2 separate regions of the Homo sapiens genome follow, and region 2 is linked to region 1. Evidence: chromatin contacts called from ENCODE Hi-C or POLR2A ChIA-PET data. All regions are on one chromosome and are shown on one strand. Each heading gives the region's core, a stretch centred on a gene start or an enhancer-like site at or near the end of the contact. The rest is flanking DNA. Distances are from core to core; before and after follow the strand shown. Region 1 has its middle 37 kb from the start of SHLD1. Region 2 has its middle 63 kb from the start of GPCPD1.

Region 1 (4,074 bases), core at 571-3,070:
ATACATATAACACACACCAACTGTTTATGTTATCTGTAAGGCCATCTATAAGGCTTCTGGTCAACAAACAATGGTCTATTAGTAGTTAGTTTTATTTTTCCATGTCCTAATTCCTTGAGGTAGTTAAGTTTTTGAGGAATCAAAAGTTATATGTGAGTTTTCAACTGTGTGAGGGGTTGATGTCCCTAGCCCCTGTGTTGTTCAAGGGTCAAGCATAAGGTTATCTGAGATCATAAGGGTGGGGCCCTGATCTGATAGGATTAGTGCCCTTATGAGAAAAGACACTGGACAGCTTGCTCTCTCTTCCCATGTGCATGCACTAAGGCCTTCTCACTAAGACCTCCTCACATGGCCTTTCCTGCAAGCCAGGAAGAAAGCCTTCATCAGAAACCAGATCAGCCAGAATCTTGATCTTGGACTTCTAGAATCAAGAACTGTGAGCAAATAAAATTGTGTTGTTTAAGCCACATAGTGTTTAGTATTTTGTTATGGCAGCCTGAGTAGACTAAGACATGCGTCATCTTTCATTATCACTGGTTGAAGATTTCCCTTGAGGGTGCTGCAGGTGGCTTGAGGTGGGGAGCCTTGTCAGCACATACAGAACCTTCCTCCCTGGCTGCAGGTGAACTGGGAGTGGAGCCAATGGCACATGGAAAGGCCACACTGAGTGTGCTGTCCCATTGTTTCTAATCTTCGACTTACAGATGCTGCCACATTGACTATTCTATCCATGTGCTTGTTTTGCACACGTTGCGCTATAAATTAGGGATAAAGTTGCTCCATCAAACGGTATGGATGCCCAAATTGTTCTCCTAAAGAGATTATGTCCATTTACATTCCACCAACAATATCTGTTTTTCCACGCCCTTTCTGATACAGTTTATCAGTCATTTTGATCTTGCCAGCCTCTTAGGTAGAACAGTGTGTCATTGTGGTTTTCACAGGTAAATGTCTTCTAACTCAGTGTAACAGAGTGTGAGGCAAAGGAGGGGGAAGAAAGCTTCCCTGCTTCTTTGGCAACCTCAGCTCATACATGAATTCTTCACTGAGGACACGGATACACCAGCAACCTCAAAGGTTATAGTGTCTTTGTCCTGGTTAGGGCAGGAAGCAACTCCCCTTCAGTATATTGTCTGACTTCCCTGGTAACCATGGTAACAATGTCAGTGTCAACAAAGTCAGCAGAAGTAGCTTCACAAGCATCAAAGAACTTAGAACAGACTAAAGCCCAGGAAACTACAGTGGGAGTGGGGGCAGGGGTGGTGTAAGGGTACATACTGCATGGTAGTAGCTATGTTTGTGAGCTCACCTAAGTTACTCCTGTTCATTTCCAGAAGAGGTAGATTCAGAGACAGAGAAAAGCCACATGTGCTGTTATAGAGTTCCTGTAATTTTATCTCCGAATTCGTTCTACAGCTATTTTACTAAGCTTCATCATAGACATATATTGCTGTACAAGGGAGAAGGACTCTAATATTCAAGCAGTTGAAAAACATTATTTGCTGTCAACTCCACTATTCCTATAGATGAACTAGAAATGGGATGACTGTGTAGAGCACTCAAGGTCAAAAGGAAGGTTGCAGGGAATTTATGGGAAAATCTGGGAAACACAGATCTAAGGACATGTAGGCAAAGGGCTGTAAATGGATAGGACTGTATAGTGAGAGTTCTGGCCAGGCACAGTGGCTCACACCTGTAATCTCAGTACCTTGGGAGGCTGAGGTGGGAGGATCTCTTGCGGCCAAAGAACTCGAGACCAGCCTGGGCAATATAGTAAGACCCATCTATACAAAAAATAAAAAAGTTAGCTGGGCATGTGGTATGTGCCTGTAGTTCCAGCTACTCAGGAGCTGAGGTGGGAAGATGACTTGAGGCTGGGAAGTTGAGGCTGCAGGGAGCCATAATCACATCACTGCACTCCAACCTCGGGGCAGAGCAAGACCCTGCCTCAAAAAAAAAAAAAAAAAAAAAAAAAAAAAAAAAAAAAGAAAAAGAAAAAGAAAAAAAGAAAGAAAAAGAAATTTCCCGGGTAAAAGTTTAAATGCCTATTCTTTCATTTTTAAAAAACATTTTACTTTTTCTTTTGAGTCTCACTCTGTCACCCAGACTGGAGTGCAGTGGCCTGATCGTGTCTCACTGCAACCTCTGCCTCCTAGGTTCAAATGATTCTTGTGCCTCAGCCTCCCAAGTGGCTGGTATTACAGGTGTGTGCCACCACTCCCGGCTAATTTTGTTGTTGTTGTTGTCATTTCTTGTAGAGATGAGGTTTTGCTATATTGTCCAGGCTGGTGTCAAATTACTGGACTCAAGTGATCCATTCACCTTGGCCTCCCAAAGTGCTGGGATTACAGGCATGAGCCACTGCACCCAGCTGATTGTGTGGTTTAAAAACATAAATTATTTTATCAGACAATAATTCTGAGGGAGACTCCATTCTAGAGGCTGGAAAGTCCAAGATCAAGGTTCTGCTAGGGTTTCTAATGAGGCTGCAAATAGCCACCTTCTCTCTGCATGGCAGAGAGAGAGAAAGTGAGCTTTCTGGTGTCTCTGCTTTAAGTGCATGAATCCTATCAGAACAGGTACCCACCCTTATAACTGAAGTTAATCTTAATTACCTCCTTATATAGGACCTGTCTCCAAACACAGTCATATTGTGGGTTAGGGCTTCAACATATGAATATAGGGGTGCACAATTCAGTCCATAGCAGATGGAATAAACATATTTGATACAACTGAAAGGATAATTCATAAAGTAGAAGATAGGTCAGAAGAAACTATCCAGGATATAGCGCGGAAAGACAAAAAGACATAAAGCACACAAGACTTGAGAGGAGATCTAGAGGATAATGGAAGAAGGTCTAGTATATATTTAACCCGAGTCTTAGAAGAAGAAAAGACAAAGAATGAGGCAGAAGCAACATTTGAAAAAATATATACCTAAGAATTCTTGGAACTAATGAAGGACATCAACCCACAGATTCATGAAGCCTAACAAATCCCAAAGAGTATAAATTTTTTTAAATTAACGCCTAGATATGTTATGAAGACACTTCAGAAACCAAAGAGAACAATTTTAAAGTATTCACAGGAAAAAGAGATTCCTTTCAAAAGACTTATTTACAGGAGCTAGAAGAGAATGGAATTATATCTTCAGTTGGCTGAAAGAAAATAACTGCCAATGTAGAATCCTACTGACGACAAAAGTATCCTTCCAGAACAAAGGCAATTACAAGTACAAGTTGGGGGTAAAAGGCAACATAAAAACATTTTAGACAAACTGAACAAGAAGACTTCAACCACCAGCAAACATGCATTAAAGGAAAATCTAACAGGCATTATTTCGGGAGAATGAAAATGATCCAAAATGAAAATCAGAGGTGCAAGAAGGAATAAAGAGCAAATAATTGCTATATATGTGAGTAATTTTAAATAAGCATTCAGTATACAAAACAAAAATAGGCGGGGTGCAGTGGCTCATGCCTGTAATCCCAGAACTTTCGGATGCCAAGGCAGAAGGATCACTTGAGGTCAGGAGTTCAAGACCAGATTGGCCAACATGGTGAAACTCCGTCTTTACTAAAAATACAAAAATTAGCTGGGCATGGTGGCACGTACCTATAATTCCAGCTATCTGGGAGTCTGAGGCACAAGAATTGCTGGAACCCGGGAGGCAGAGGTTGCAATGAGCCCAGAACGCACTGTTGCACTCCAGCCTGGGCAAGAGAGTGAAACTCCATCTCAAACAAACAAAAACAAAATAATAATGTCACATGGAATCTTAACAGAATTAAAATATAAAGGGAGACAATTGTTTCAATGTCATGATGAAGATTAGAGGTTAGAGGATTTCAGATTTACAACAACAAAGTTATTTTATGCATGCATGTATGTATGTATATATGTATGTATGTATTTTTTGAGATGGAGTCTCACTCTGTCGCCCAGGCTGGAGTGTAGTGGCGTGATCTTAGCTTACTGCAACCTCTGCCTCTCAGGTTCAAGTGATTCTCCTGCCTCAGCCTACCAAGTAGCTGGGATTACAGGTGCGTGCCACCATGCCCAGCTAATTTTTGT
Region 2 (4,074 bases), core at 707-3,206, 40 kb after region 1:
CAGGCCGGAGTGCAGTGGCACAATCTCAGCTTCCTCCAACCTCTGCCTCCCAGGTTCAAGCGATTCTCCTGCCTCAGCCTCCCAAGTAGCTGAGATTACAGGCAGGCACCACCATGCCCAGTGTACTTTTTGTGTTGTTAGTAGAGATGGGGTTTCACCATGTTGGCCAGGCTGGTCTCAAACTCCCAACCTCAGGTGATCCACCTGCCTCGGCCTCCAAAAGTGCTAGGATTACAGGCATAAGCCACTGCGCCTGGCCTTAAAATATTTTAAAAAATATTCTCCTTGCATAATGAGGTTTAAAAAAATGAAGCGTTTCCTAATTCAGAATGATACAAGGGTGTCACCTGAGGCCCAAGATGGATTGCATGCGTTGGAAAGTTCTCCCTCACCTGGGACGCCCCAGATCCTTTCTTCACCAGCACCTTCTTCAGAGACACAAGAGAGGCTGAGCATGGTGGCTGACACCTATAATCCCTACATATTAGAACGCTGAGGTGGGAGAATCACTTGAAGCCAGGAGTTTGAGAGCAGCCTGGGCAACATAGCAAGACCCTATCTCTACAAAAAAAATTTTTTTTAATTAGCCCAGCATGGTGGCATGTATGTAGTCCTAGAAACTCAGGAGGCTGAGGCAGGAGGATTGCTTAAACCCAGGAGGTCAAGGCTGCAGTGAGGCAAGACTGCACACTGCACACTCCAACCCGGGCAACAAGATAACTTCTATACACGTAGATGAGGCAGTTCCGCCTCTTTGCCTAAAGATTGTGGGAAGTGTGCAACTGCAATGATAAAAAGGACACTCTATGTGACAGCAAGATAAAATTGGCTCTCAGTCAACTGTGAAAGGCATTGCATGGGTGACAGATGAGTGTTATTAACAGAACAGATTATTTGCTTCTTTCTATTTCTGCAAATTATTCTTGTTAACTACAATCTAAACTCGTCTGTTTCCATGTTGTTGAGGAAGTTCTCTGTGTAGCCAAAATAGACACAAAACACTGTTGAAAATTGCACAATTGCTCAAATTCCTTGAGTAAAACATTTGGTACTCTTGAAATCTTCAAACTAGAGTCAAAGCCTATATTGCCTTGCCCAAGGTAACTGGTGTATGCATATGTGTGTGTGTGTGTGTGTGTGTGTGTGCGCGCGTGCGCATGCAAGTGCCTGCATGCAGCAAACAAGTTACATTTATTTCTGTAAAAAAGTAAATAATACTGAAGTGTAGAGTTGATATGACAGCTTTCCTACCCCAGCCTTATCCCAGTCCTTTCCTTTATCAGAAATAAACACCGCTATTAATGAGACATGTTTTCTACTGGGCCATTTTCTATGCATATATAGGCATACCCACATATATTACCTTTAGTATTAAGGCTTTGATATCATGTTTGGTGTTCTACAACTTGCTTTTCTCTAATATGCAAAAGTTTGTATTTTTATTGATAAATTACTGTGAGACACACACAGTTCAAAATGTTGTGTATGGCCAGGCAAAGTGGCTAATACCTCTAATCCCAGCACTTTGGGATGCTGAGGCGGGTGGATCACTTGAGCCCAGGAGTTCGAGACTACCCTGGGCAACATAGCAAGATCCCATCTCTACAAAAAAATAAAAATTAGCCAAGCACAGTGGTGCACTCCTGTATTCCCAGCTACAGTCCCAGGAGGCTGAGGTAGGAGGATCATTTGAACCTGGGAGGTCAAGGCTGCAATGAGCCATGATAATGCCACTGCACTCTACTCTAGATGATAGAGCAAGTCCCTGTCTCAAAAAAAAAAAAAAAAAAAAAACACAGTGCATGTATTGCCCCATTTAATTCTCATTAACAGCCCTAGGAGGCACATAATACTATCTTTCCGATTTTACAAATGGGGAAGTGGAAACTTAGAGCGCTTTAGGCGGCTTCTCCAAGGTCTGACAGACAGGAAGTTTCAGAAACATGATTTGAATCCAGACAGGCCCTCAGTGGTTACCCCTGAGCTATGTTGCTCTATCTTGCCATGTCACCACATATAGGTCTTTCTAATTGTTTTAGGTGCTGTGTGGTTTTTCAATAGAACAGACCAATCATAGTTTACATAACCATTCTTCCATGCTAGACATTTGTGTTGTTTCCAGTGCTTTATGACTCATGCCTCTTCTTGTACACACCTCTTCATGCACATGGGCAAATATTTCTCTGGAATAGATACCTGAAATTGGAACCACTGTGTCATAGGGCATGCATACCTAAAGTATTGACATATACCACTAAGTTCTTTTCAGAAAGGGCTCTGCCAATTTTCAGTTCCACCAACAGTAGGTATACACATAGATGGTTGGTATTATTAGCGAGAATAACCATCCTCACAAACTCTGATTGCTAGTGATTTTTAAGGTATTTTCTAAAGTGATAAGCAAAAAAAATTTTTTTGGCAAAAAATATTTTATTAATGGTTGTGACCTCTATTTCCTTCGTTTTTAATGAGATTAAAATCTTTTCATATATTTATTGGACTTTTTTCTTCAACTTCTGTAAATTGCTGTTATCTTTTGTTCAATTTTCTATTGATTGTTTTTATTTTTCTTATTGACTTGTTTTATATATATGTATACACACACACACACACACGTATATGTATATAATGATTAAAATTCTTTTCCTGGCCAAGCATGGTGGCTCATGCCTGTAATCCTAGCACTTTGGGAGGTCAAGGTGGGCAGATTGCTGTAGCCCAGAAGTTTGAGCCTGGGCAACATAGCGAAAATCTGTCTCTACAAAAAATACAAATAATTAGTTGGGTGCGGTGGTGCGTGCACCTGTAGTCCCCGATACTTGGGGGGCTGAGGTTAGAGGATCACTTGAACCCAGGAGGTCAAGGCTGCAGTGAGCTGAGATAATAGCACTGCATTGCAGCCTGGGTGACAAAGTGAGACCCTGTCTCAAAATAAATAAATAAATAAAAATGTTTTCAGAAAAATAAAACTCTTTTTCTGCTCTGCACATTGTAAATACTTTTTCTCAGTTCATCTGCTGTTAAGTTCACTTTTGGTGTCTTTGACTCAAGAAATGTTTAATTCTCATGAAAACAAATTCAATGGTCTTTTTGGGGGGAGTTCAGGGGTTAAGTCTCACTCCCCACTTTTAGAAAAACCTTTGTTCCTTACAACAAAAGTAAATATATAATACATGTTTATTGTAGACAATATAGGCACTACAGATAAATGAAAAGTAAAAGTAAAAATCAAGTATAAACCTATCCCTCAGTTACAAAGATTATTAATATTTTGGGTATTTCCTACTAGTACTTTAAACATAAGAACAGATATAATTCAATATTATGTATATTTAAAAACAGATATGGCCGGGTGCGGTGGCTCACGCCTGTAATCCCAGCACTTTGGGAGGCCGAAGCGGGCGGATCACGAGGTCAGGAGATCGAGATCATCCTGGCTAACACAGGTGAAACCCCGTCTCTACTAAAAATATAAAAAATTAGCCGGGCGTAGTGGTGGGCGCCTGTAGTCCCCACTACTCTGGAGGCTGAGGCAGGAGAATGGCGGGAACCCGGGAGGCGGAGCTTGCAGTGAGCGGAGGTCGCGGCACTGCGCTCCAGCCTGGGTGACAGAGTTAGACTCCCTCTCAAAATAAAATAAAATAAAATATAAAATAAAATAAAATAAAATAATAAAATAAAATAATAAAATAAAATAATAAATAAAATAAAATAAAATAAAATAAAATAAAATAAAATAAAATAAAATAAAATAAAAACAGATCTGATATGATTAGGCTTTGTGTTCTCACCCAAATCTCATCTTGACTTGTAATCCCCAGGCGTTAACGGAGAGACCTGGTAGGAGGTGATTGGATTATGGGGGCAGTTCCCCCGTGCTGTTTTCATGATAGTGAGTTCTCATGCGATCTGACGGTTTTAAAGAGTAGTTTTTCCTGTGCTTACACGTGCTCTCTCCCTCTCCCCACACCCCCGGCCTCACCTGCTGCCACGTAAGACGGCTTGTTTCCCCTTCTGCCATGATTGTAAGTTTCCTGAGGCCTCCCCAGTCATGTGGAACCGTGGGTCAGTTAC

What was found. A loop is a pair of places that touch in the nucleus more often than their neighbours do. ChIA-PET counts read pairs that join two places held with the same protein, here RNA polymerase II (POLR2A). Pooled maps may share reads with other maps.
Region 2: a loop to region 1 is called in a map of naive thymus-derived CD4-positive, alpha-beta T cell, with 7 times the contacts of the local background. The contact joins two enhancer-like sites. A Hi-C loop is called at or near these places in 3 of 168 maps with a recorded cell type or tissue (PC-9, endothelial cell of hepatic sinusoid and naive thymus-derived CD4-positive, alpha-beta T cell) and 14 of 50 pooled maps. POLR2A ChIA-PET finds 5 or more read pairs at or near these places in 11 of 52 experiments (A549, AG04450, B cell and 8 more).

What each region holds. Positions count from the first base shown.
Region 1 is chr20:5,711,822-5,715,895 of GRCh38, reverse strand. No RefSeq gene overlaps it. Among named protein-coding and RNA genes, the nearest start is that of SHLD1, 37 kb to the left of the region's middle. RefSeq lists a silencer at 1,019-1,313. Within about 2 kb of position 1,820, at least 5 of the 41 ENCODE cell types and tissues checked have a DNase peak (open chromatin) inside an H3K27ac peak, as active enhancers do.
Region 2 is chr20:5,672,358-5,676,431 of GRCh38, reverse strand. No RefSeq gene overlaps it. Among named protein-coding and RNA genes, the nearest start is that of GPCPD1, 63 kb to the right of the region's middle. Within about 2 kb of position 1,956, at least 6 of the 41 ENCODE cell types and tissues checked have a DNase peak (open chromatin) inside an H3K27ac peak, as active enhancers do.